Linked DNA regions of Homo sapiens: region 1 is linked to region 2. The links are chromatin contacts, found by Hi-C in ENCODE. All regions are on one chromosome and are shown on one strand. The core of a region is the stretch at or near the end of the contact, and the rest is flanking DNA. Distances in the headings are between cores, read along the strand shown.

What was found. Hi-C counts contacts between places; a loop is a spot of excess contacts on that map. Pooled maps may share reads with other maps.
Region 1: a map of B cell shows a loop between it and region 2 (13-fold over the local background). The contact joins the enhancer-like site here to the promoter of PNPLA4 in region 2. A Hi-C loop is called at or near these places in 2 of 168 maps with a recorded cell type or tissue (B cell and GM12878), 23 of 37 single-sample maps with no recorded cell type and 9 of 50 pooled maps.

Annotation. Positions count from the first base shown.
Region 1 is chrX:6,734,834-6,740,974 of GRCh38, reverse strand. It overlaps a transcript of PUDP not described here. Among named protein-coding and RNA genes, the nearest start is that of VCX3A, 200 kb to the right of the region's middle. Within about 2 kb of position 1,799, at least 4 of the 41 ENCODE cell types and tissues checked have a DNase peak (open chromatin) inside an H3K27ac peak, as active enhancers do; they include B cell and GM12878, where a contact is called at or near this core.
Region 2 is chrX:7,925,565-7,931,062 of GRCh38, reverse strand. It overlaps PNPLA4 (patatin like domain 4, phospholipase and triacylglycerol lipase), which reads left to right and starts at 3,650. Exons shown (of 7, transcript NM_004650.3): 1 at 3,650-3,777; 2 at 4,931-5,123. The coding sequence starts at 4,944. LOC107985675 (a long non-coding RNA gene) reads right to left here and starts at 3,563. Exons shown (of 5, transcript XR_001755784.2): 1 at 1,650-3,563. RefSeq lists enhancers at 3,043-3,122, 3,463-3,512, 3,533-3,772, 4,003-4,232, 4,895-4,944 and a silencer at 4,921-5,215.

The sequences.
Region 1 (6,141 bases), core at 550-3,049, 1.2 Mb after region 2:
GTTGGCCAGGTTGGTCTCGAACTCCTGACGTCAGGTGATCTGCCCACCTCAGCCTCCCAAACTGCTGGGATTACAGGCGTGAGCCACCGCACCTGGCCTCTGCCAAGTTTTTAAATTAAAATGGCAATTATTCTATCAAGTGCATGTAAGTTTATTGTATTAGAACTCGTTGATAAGATGTCGTGAAAGTGTGGGATGAGGAGCACGAGAGGGTGTATCATTATCAGCCCTCTTGGTATTACTGACATGACATTTCAATGAATGCACTCACTTGGGCTCAACATGTGGCCTCTGGGCCTTCTCAGGGATCTCTGCAGTGGGTTCCAATTATTAATAAGGCTATTATTTAAATTTAATGTATGATCTTATGTTGGAAAAGGAAAAAGTGATTACAATACTGACAGGCACGCAAAAACAGATTCTTTAAATTTGCAAAAACCTTACTCTTAGGGACATCTCTAATGGTCCTTGAGCTTTATAAAATCTGATAAAAATAAATTTAATATTGAAGTGAAAAATCTGGAATAATTCAGAAACAACTCTATAAAATAGGTATCCTTAATTGTTAAAAATATAATCTTTTGTCTCCCTAGTTAAAGGTCCAACCATGTGTACAAAGAAGTGTCTATTCCATGACAACAGATTTTTGATCAATTATTTTCCCAATGGGAGAATGCTAATTACCAAGTTATCCTTTGGGAAAATACCAAATACCAAATAAAATACCAGATAAATAAAATAAAATAACAAACACCAGTGCTGCATTTCACAAAAATTATTACTTGGAAAACCAATTCCATGGAATGCAGGGTGACCACCCACCCCACAATACGGAAAGTTGCCAGGATATAGGACTTTCACTCCTGAAATTGTGACAGTATTGGGCAAACCAGGATGAGTTGATCACCCTAAAGGAATAGGGAATAGTAAAAATTACCCTGCTAAAGGTGTCTATGATCAAACATGACAGAGACATTCTGCGATAAATAAAATTTGACCATTGTCTTTACTGTAACCATTCACAAAATCTTAGTAGGCTAATAAATAAATGAGAAGAGCATCAGTTGGGCACTGCCTATTCCCAGGTTCTAGAAACTAAAATACTACTCCAAAAATAGCCAGGTATTAAATTTTAGCTCAGGTTCCATCCCTCTTGGAACATGAAGACAAGCTCAAAGTTTTACAGTAAAACTCCCTTGAAGATCAACAGATGAAGGAGGAAATATTTGGAGAAGAGAGGGAATATTTGTGCCTCTATCTAAATCACATAGTGGAAATTATTTGTAAGTTCATTCATTTTTTCTTTATCCTACTGTTCTCTTTCTAGGGCTTCTCAGCCTTGACACTATTGACATCAGGGGCTGGACCATTATTGTGGAGGGCAGTCCTATACTTTGTAGGATGTTAAGTGGCATCTCTGGCCTCTGCCCAACAAATGCTAGCAGCACCCCCGACACACACACTCTGCCATTTCCAGTTGCGACAACCAAAAATGTCCTCAGACATGGCCAAATGTCCCTGGAGAGGAGCAATGTTACTCCGAATTGATAACCTATTTGAGCCAGTCTGAAAAATAAGGTCCCACAAACAGAGAAGCAAGCTCAGGAAGCGGTTACTCAGAAAAGCAAACCCCTTTCAGGAAATTGTCCTTGATGGCTTCTAGGTCACTGCAGCTTCCTAAGGGATGCCATGTGACTGTTGAGAGTGGAAGTGTTCCTATCATCCATGTGCACGATTTCAGCAAAAAGCAGGCCCTTCCGTGAACCATTTTCGAAACCTTGAAGAAACAGACATTGGTGTTCAACCGCAACACCTGGCGTGTGAATGTGGCTCTATCAGATGATTAACTTAGCTCTCACAAACACAATTCAGGAAGGAAAAGAACATGCAAATAGTTGTTCTCATCACTCTCAAAAACTGCTAATTGTCCCCCTCACTAGCTACTAGAGGCACTCAGGGCTGCAGGAAATGGTGACTCAACGCAGGTGTTTGTACTCTATCTCTCTCTTCCTCTATTTCTTTGCTGTCTTCCCATGCGACCTTCAATTTGTCAATTAAATTCAAAAGCACCGAAAAAAAGAGGAAAGGCATTTAAAAATGTCTGGCAATGATTAATGAACCCATCAATGCAGTAATCAAATTCCCTGGGTTTGAGGCAGGTTTTCTCATTCTCAACTTTGACATTTGAGGGTTTGGGGTAGGTTTTCTCAACTTTGACATTTGAGGGTGAAGTCATTCTCTGTGGTAGGGGCTGTGCTGTGCATTGTCGGGTACTGAGTAACATCCCTGGTCTCTACCCAACAGATGCTAACTGGGTTATTGCAACCCAAAATGTCTCCAGACATGGCCAAATGTCCCTAGGGAAAGAATAATCCCTGTAGAGTATCACTAGTTTATGGGATAAAGATGAAGAGAAAATGGACAGTTGCTCAAAACATTTAGGAAAAATCTAAGGGTAACTTTCAAAAATACATATGCCTGGATTCCACGCTTGGAGACTTAGAAGTCATTGGTGTGGGATTCAGCTGGGGTACAGGATTCTTTAAGCCTCCCCAGGTGGTTCTAAGGTGCAGACAGAGTTGGGAACTACTCATCTAGAAAAGAAGACAATAATGACCAGAGTTCCAATAAAGCTTCACAACACTTCTCAGAAATCGACACGCATGGCACCAACAGATTCCATTACATTGTTGCCCATCATCCATGATGGTTTTGTAAGCTGTAGAATTGTCCTCAGTTCTAGAAACTGTGTGTGTTTCTGAGTGTCTAAGAACTCTTGTACATGGACTAAATTAGATGATGTGGACTGGGGGACCAACCACACCCCCTGGGATATGAGAAACCAAGAGTTGCATCAAGCACTGCCTGCACCTGCATCTGCTAGCATTGTCCAAGGTTTTCTAGGGTGCCATGATGGCATCTTCATCTACTCCTTTTTTTTCATATCCAGTTCATTAAGTCCTGCCTGTTGAACTTTAAAAACATATCCAGAATATGACCTCTTCTCATTAATCTCATCATGACCTTCTAGAAACTGCTACCATTGGGTCTTTCAGGATAATAGTAATACTATTTGTATTTTTTGCTTCAGTGCTCGCATCGACAGCACAAAGCCCTCAAGGTTATTCTAAACCCAGTTGATGGAGTAATCCTTTTAAAATAGGAGACAAAGTTGTGCCAACCTCCCAACCTGGAAACAGGAAATGGGGTGGGTGGTGCTGCTGGCATTTTTGGGCAGAGACCAGGGATACTTCTCAATATCCTACGATACCCCTCTCCTGCATCCTAAAATTTGAGAACCTTGCAGTGACATGCAAAGATGGGTCCCCGCCATCACTTCTGTGGCCCCACCTCCTACTACTCTCCCTCCCTCCCTCCCTCATCCATGGCCACTCTGGGTGCCTAGGGCATTCCAGGAATGCTCCTCCTTCAGGGTCCTAATACCTGCTGCTCACTCTCACTGCAAAGCTCTCCCAGAGTTATTACCAGGTTCTAGAAACAATCCCCTCCCCTCCCTTCTTGAGGTCTTTGCTCAAACGTTGCCTTCTCAGAGCAGTCTTCTCTCACCACTTTATCTAAATTGCAACTCCCTACCCCAAGCACTAGCTACTCCCCTCTAATGTTCTTCATAATATTTCTTGCCAACTGTATTTGCTTTCTCGGGCTGCTTTAGCAAATCAGCACAAACTGCATGGTTTAAAACCAACAGAAATGTATTTCTTCATAGGTCTGGAGGCCAGAGTCTGAAATCAAGAACAGATGAGCTGCCTTCGAAGCCTCTAGGGGAGGATCCTTCCTTATCTCGTGCAGCTTTTGGTGGTAGCTGGCCTTCCTTTGCTTGAATCTAAATCTTCCTTTAGCCTGAATCCCATCTTGAAGATCAGCACAGCACACAGATCTTTTTTCTCTACATTGTCTCGTCCTCTGTGTGTGACAGATGTCTCTCTGCCTCCTCTTTTTTAAAAAAACTGTTATTTTAGGTTCAGGGTTACAGGTGCAGGTATGTTTAGGAAAATTGTGAGTTTCAGGTGTTTTGTATACAGATTATTTCATCATGCAAGTAATCAGCATAGTACCTGATAAGTGGTTTTTGAATCTTCACCCTCCTCCCACTGTCCACCCTCAAGTAGGCCCCAGTGTCTATTTCTCCTTTTTTTTGTGTCTATCTGTCCTCAATGTTTAGCTCCACTTATAACTGAGAATGTACAGTTATTGGTTTTCTGTTCCTGTGTTACTTCACTTAGGATCATGGCCTCCAGCTCCATCCATGTTGGTGCAATGGACATGATCTCATCCTTTTTTATGGACGCATAGTATTCCAGGGTGCATATGAACCATGCTTTCTTTATCCAGTCTACCAGTGATGGATATGTAGGTTGATTCCATGTCTTTGCTATTGTGAACTGCGCTGCAATGAACATATGTGTGCATATGTCTTTATGGTAGAATGATTTATTTTCTTTGGCTATATGTGCAATAATATCTGCTTTCTTCTTGTAAGGATACACATGATTATATTAGGGCCCACCTGGATAATTCCATTACCTCAAAATCCATAATTGCATTTTTCATATAAAGTATGAAAGAGCCTGTTTCATATAAAGTAACCTTTCCTGGTTCCAGGTATTAGGACCTGATATCTTTGGGGATAGGAGGGCATTATTCAGTCTACTAGACCACTTATTTATTTTTCATATTGATTGTTCATTGTATCTTCCCTCAGTATAATACAAAATTCACTGAGGATACGAGTTTAAATTTTTTCTTATTCTTTCACTATATTTCTCATCTAGAATATACTAGAAGCTCAATAAAGTTTTCAATGTTTTTTTTTCTTGAATGAAGGAATGAACATTTACAAATGAAGTGTGTCGTTATTGGTTTAGAAATACCTTAATGGAGTAGATTTTTTTTCCTTTTCTTGCTTCTTTTTTTTTTTTTTGAGACAAAGTCTTGATCAGTTGCTTCAGTGCAGTGGCATGATCATGGCTTACTGCAGCCTCAATCTCCCAGGCTCAAGTCATTCTCCCACCTCAACACCCTGAGTATCTGGGAAAACAGGTGCATGCCACCCTGCCCAACTAATTTTTTTTTTTAATTTTTAGTAGAGATGAGGTCCTACTATGTTGCCGAGGCTGGTCTCAAATTCCTAAGCTCAAGCAATCCTCCCTATTTGGCCTCCCTATTTGGAAAGCTGTACACATCAAGTGTGTAAATGGAGTGTGAACAACACTATTGTAAAAGTATAAAGCAGTGCATGGAACAGATTAAAAGATTAATTCAAGAGAGGGATGAATTACTACAAGGTGGAGGGGAGTGAAGGTTGGTTGCAAAAGTATACACAGGAGACTGCAGTTGTTAGTAATATTTTATTTCTTCACTTAAGTGGGTAGATCATTATGTGAAACATTGTAGCTTCTATGTCTGAATTTATTTCTATGTGATACTTATGTAAAATAAGTAAATACACAAAGAGAGAAAGGTATGCAAAAATAAGTATATTTTGTTTCTATGGAGGTTTTATCTTTTCTGCTTTCCTCAGCATTTTTAATGACCTCATAACATTTTTTTTTTTATGTTGAGGCAAAACGTTTTCCTTCACTTTGCAGTGTCCGAGGTGGTTGGTCACTGAAAACATCTGGAGAAGAGGGCAGTGTGGACAGATCTGTGTCCCAAGTGTAGATGGTCTCAGCCCAACACTACCTGAACCATGGAAACATATTTTTATCTCTTTAACAGAATGCAATCTTAACTTGGTTAAAAAGAAACCAGCCTGCCCTGAGTAAAACTGGGCCTCTGAGAACCATGAAGTGTTGTGAGGAGTACAGGAAAAGTTCATGATATGCACCAGCTTCCTGAATATCACTGGCTCACATAGCAAAGTCATTGATAAGCAAGAGGTTAAATGAATTATTTTGATGTAGAACAGATTGTGGTTGGGAGCACTTGAATACTATGTAACCAGTCGGATCCAGCAGGCATTCTGTATTAATATGATTCATTCATTTGTAAATTGCTTGCAATGCATATTCCAGCTTTGTATTGATAAACCGCAAGCATCAGGCCTCCTATACGTAATTTGTCTGTGCACCTGATTCTCGTAAATCCAAGAGAAGCCCCCAAACACATGGCCTTTGCTAG
Region 2 (5,498 bases), core at 2,401-4,900:
AGTTCTACTCCAAGATTGCAAAAGTTCCTTTCTCTGAACTCCATGGTGGTCTCAAGACAAGATATTGCTTAAACTAGGCACAGAGGGCATGTTATCATGAGTATCACTTTGAAGCCCCCATGGAAAGGGCAGTGCTCCAGCAGTGTTGCCACACTCCCCTGAAATTAAAGTGCATGTATCTAAGCTCCACAGCTCATCGGGATCAGTTTGCAAGATTTGGGGAGGAAGTGACAAAGAAGAGCAGTTATCAAGCAGGAGGCAGAATAAGCAAAGCATATTGAATACACGACAAGAGATTTGTTTTTTTAAAAAACCAAAGCACTTGTAACGTTGACCGACAAGAGGTGTTAAGATGCCTGCCGGGCACAGTGGCTCACGCCTGTAATTCCAACACTTTGGGAGGCCGAGGCGGGCAGATCACCTGAGGTCAGAAGTTCGAGACCAGCCTGACCAACATGGAGAAACCCCGTCTCTATTAAAAATACAAAATTAGCAGGGCGTGGTGGCACATGCCTGTAATCCCAGCTACTCGGGAGGCTGAGGCAGGAGAATCGCTTAAACCCGGGAGGCGGAGGTTGCGGTGAGCTGAGATGGCGCCATTGCACTCTAGCCTGGGCAACAAGAGCAAAACTCTGTCTCAAAAAAAAAAAAAAAATGCCAAGACTGGAAAATGAAATAACACCACAAGGAGAGTAGACTGAAAGAACTGATTAGACTCAAAGATTCTGAGATATGGTCCTTTCCCTGGAGCAGAGGTGTGGACAAGCAACACTTACCCATGTCCATTTCTCCTCCCTTATGGGATACAGGATAAAATCTCCTGAGAGGAAGCACTGGAGAGGAAAAGGAGCCATCAAGCTGGGGCATTTTGTTTCTGTGCTGGGTGCTACTGTAGGCACCTCCCGAAGCTAAAGGTTTCCTACTCCGTAGCTGGTGTGCACAACCAGGGCATCTGTGCATGGCTTTGCAATACCACATCATCACGCCTCTGTAATTACACATCAGATGTCTCCCTATCCACTGGACTCTGCATCCCTGATAAGGGCTGAATTCTTTCAACTGTGTATGCCCTGTACCAACGTAACACTTGCTATACAACAGATGATTAATAATTACGTAAATGGCTAAATAAACAAACCCGTTTGAAACTAAATTACTAAGGAAAATAGACGAGCAAAAATAAGCAAATTAATTACAGAAAAAAAAGTTTCAAAGAGCAATTAAATTACTATATATTCAGATCACAATGGTAATTTACATAAATCCAACATCCAAAACAAATATTTATTGATCATATACTATGGGCCAAGTGCTAAGCTTGGCGATGAGATGACAAAGACAAATGTGAATGAATATATCCTTCCTTACATTAGAAAGCTGAACTTTTTTTGTTTTTTGTTTTTTCTTTAGAGATGAGGTCTCACTACATTGCTCTGGCTGAAGATGAACTCCTAGGTTCAAGCAATCCTCCCACCTCAGCTTCCTGAGTGGCTGAGACTACAGGCACATGCCACCTCACCCAGCTGAGAGCTGAACTTTTAACTAGTTACATGGAGATATGATACGGGATTGAAGGGAGTAAGGAGGAAATAAATTTAAAATTTTAAGAGTTAAATTATGGAGCATTTTGCTGCTCCAAAGAGACTTACCTTTGGTGAGCTCTCACTCTGCCAGCCAGGTGTAGAAATAGTGGATGCCCTTATCTTTCCTTTAAGTGAAAGATATCAAAGTTGTGGTGTTCATCCAGGCTGCCCGGTGATAAAGTTTTCACCTGTCTCCTGAATCGACCTGCTGACAGTGTCCAAATGCAGGAAATAACTTGCTCTGTAAACAGCATCCCAGATTCTGGTTCTGTAAATCCAGTCTCTCCTTAAACTTCTGATGCCACCACATCACTTTAAACCAGACCACCTGTCTTAATCCATTCAGGCTGCTATAATAAAGTAGCATTGACTGAGTGTTTATAAAAGAAATTTATTTCTCACAGTTCTGGAAGATGGAAGTCTGAGATCAAGGTGCCAAGATGGTCAGGTTCTGAGGAGGGCCCTTTTCCAGTTTGCAGATTGCCATCTTCTCCGTGTACTTTTATCCTTACATGGTGGAAAGAGACCTCTCTGGGGTCCCTTTTCTAAGAGTACTAATCCCATTCATGAGGGCTTCACCCTCATGACTTAATTACCTCCCAAAGGCCCCACCTCCTAATACTATCACCTTGGGGGTTAGTATTTCAATATGTGAATTTTGGAGGTATACATGCAAACAATAACACCACCAAAGGAGTTAGACCACTGCTTCAGGATTCTGTTAAAACGCAGATGCCGACTCAGATCAGAGATGGGACCTGGGATCCTTCCTTTCTCATGAGCTTCCTGGAAGATGCAGTTCTGGGGAGGATCACACTCGACCTTAAAGAGCTAGAAGATTGTGGAAGGTTTAAGGACTGGAGTGTGTCCTGTATTTTCCTAATGTACGTTGTGCCTTCCCTTCACTAAATTCCGGTAGAGGTAAAGAATTCTGAGTAATGCAGTCATTCTACGATAAGGCAATAAGGTGTTTCAGGATCAATTTTCTCTAAAGAATAGTTATGTGAATTAAAAACATCTTCCCTAATCGTCACATCAAGGACTCACAGGTGTTGTTGGCCAGAGACGATACACCAAAACAGAAAGAAAAAGCCCAAACCAGAGGCAATTTGGAGAGCTCCACCCCTCCTCCCTGTTTTGTCTAAGGTAGAGACATTCTCGCAGACGCTCCTTTGTAGCCTCAGAGAAAGTAAATCTCTGCCCTTAAACTAGGGGACCTGGAGAGCCTTCAATCACGAAGTCAGGGATTCCTCCAGGCTTGGTTATTAGGATTAGATAAGGAAAACACCGTTTGGGGAGAGAAAGAATTATCAGAGTCCTTTAAATCTTGGTGGGCATGGCAGGCATCTTGGCGGTCGTTGAAGCTGCTTAAGTCTGAGCCAAAGGTGCCAGAGGACAAAACAGCCACCTGCTCACGGCCCCCTATGTGGAAAAAGCTTTCCAATTTAGCTCTCTCATTTTAGCATCTCAATCTGCACATAAGGCACGCGGGAAACTCAGAGAGGTTATGCTACCTGCTCAAGGTCACACAGCCTAAGGTCAACTGAGGATATGAAAGTTCCCCAGAGTCATAGTCCAGCTTTTCCTTTAGATAGCACTTCTTAAAAAAACCAAAGGCACGCCTTGAAAAGCTGCGGGATGTCCAGCCCCAAAATAGCCGCTGGAGTTGGCCCCTAGGGGCAGCTGGACCGCCCAGGCGGGCGAAAGGGTGGAGAGGGAGAAGAACCACTTCCGGGAAACAGACGCGAAGAGGGTAAGGCACTTCCGGGGCACAGAAAATGAGGATTATTAAAGGTCAGTTGCTCGCAGGTAAGGGCCAAGTAGCGTTAAAAGACACGTAAGGATTACAACGCCTCTCTAGGGTGTGGGTTAAAATGTCTCTCTAGGTACTCGAAGATAACATGACTCTAAACGAGGAATCCTTGCCTGCGCTGGAGGACGCTCCGGTCTAGCGGCCAGGTTGAGTCCAGAAGTTTAAATAGAGCAGGCGGGGCCTAGCGGGCGCCTTCGTCGGCGCGATGACGTCACATACCTGCGCGGGAGGCGGTACCAACCCCTGCCGCAGGACTTTCCTGGGCCGGCTCGCGGAGAGCGTAGCGCGGCCTTGGTGGCGGAATGGCGTTGAGTGACGGCCCGGCCCCGCCATCTGGTTAAAGGGACTCGTTCAACACGGAAGTGTCCCGGGGCTGCATTGGTACGGAGCCCTGGGGCCCAGCAAGGGTGTGCTCCTGCGGGACTGATGCGGGGACCACCCCGGCCCTGCCGGCCTCCAAGCCGCGGGAGGGCACTGAGCCTGTGCTGGCTGGGCCTGGCCGCCTGGTTGCTACACACCCAACCCCCTTCCCGTCCCCATTTGCAGAAGTGGAATCAAAACTGGGGCTTGACCCCGGATCGATGACTGGGACTCAGCCTACGCGGACGCCAGCGCAGCCTGCGGCGGCCGAGCCACCTGCCCTCACAGGGCCTGGCCGGGTGCATCAGGAACAGGCGGTCTTAGGTCCCTAAATTCGAGGCCCTGTAATGTGCCTCATCTTGGGGTCCCTGAATGGGGCCCTTGGGCCCCCAAGGAAACCCTGAGACCTTCAGAATGGACAGCCTTGTGGAGGCACAATTTCATTCACTTGGGCAAATTGTGCGCACTGAGGCATAGGAAAACATGTAATTTTGTATTTAGATGTGTTCCAAGTATAAAGTGGCGTGGCTGACATTTCATAGAGCCTTAAATTGCCTTCACCAGGCATGACCTCAGTTTGTGTTGAGATACTTGGCAAAGAAATGTATTGCATTGTTGAGTGATTGCTTATTGCGTTACTGAGTAATTGTATTGGCGTTCATAAAAGCATGGGTGCTCACAATAGAAATTGGGAAGGGGAGTAGGGAACTGTATTTGAAATCTTCTGATACACTTACCAAGAACAAATGTATTGTTCATTTGGAATTTGATACGGTCTCTAATAATTTTCTGTTTCATAATGGTAGTGCCGCCCCCACCCGCAAAACGTTTCAAAGGGTCAAGAGAAAAGACCAAATGCCCTTGTCAACTGGAATTTATACGTCTGTTTCCTGCCAAGTAATTAAATCGTAGATTCATAATCTATGTACCGAATAAATGTGGAATGTTTTTGTTTTGTTTTGTTTTAATGTATAAGACTTGGGTCAAGGTGAGGAGGGAAAGAAAGGGTTTCCTTGAAAGATTCTTGTGTTTAATTAGAATTAATTGAAACCACTGTGCTTAAAACAGAGAATGATGTTAGAAGAAAGCCTTGGAACGATGATCAACATAAGACTACACAGTATGTGGGATAAACTATTCCAACTTACAGCATTTTTGTTTTTTGTATTGCCAGTGCTACAGCTAGAATGAAGCACATCAACCTATCATTTGCAGCGTGTGGATTTCTGGGCATTTACCACTTGGGGGCAGCATCTGCACTTTGCAGACATGGCAAAAAACTTGTGAAGGATGTCAAAGCCTTCGCTGGGGCGTCTGCGGGATCGTTGGTTGCTTCTGTTCTGCTAACAGCACCAGAAAAAATAGAGGTAATTAAGTAGTAACTTAGGCTGTGTTCCTCATCAAGAAATTAAGACCCAAAGGCAAACACCAGCATTGACTCTACTAAGTTAACACTGCAGAGAAATAATCGTTTGCTTGGAAACAGAAAGGATTAGGACTTTTCTCTTAAGATGTAATTATTAGGGATCTGTGCTCTGGTTGTGGAAAAGATTATTTTGGGTGATAGTGAAATAAGGAAATAAAATGACTTATATTACTCTTGAGTTTTTATTTATCCTTAAGATTCCAGCTCTGTTCCTTTCAAGCAAAGGATATTTCTTCTTTCTATGATCATGAGAAGAGCATGGGGCCTGTTTTCAAGGCCTTGAACATGTGGGCAACAAGTCTTACCTCACTGCTAC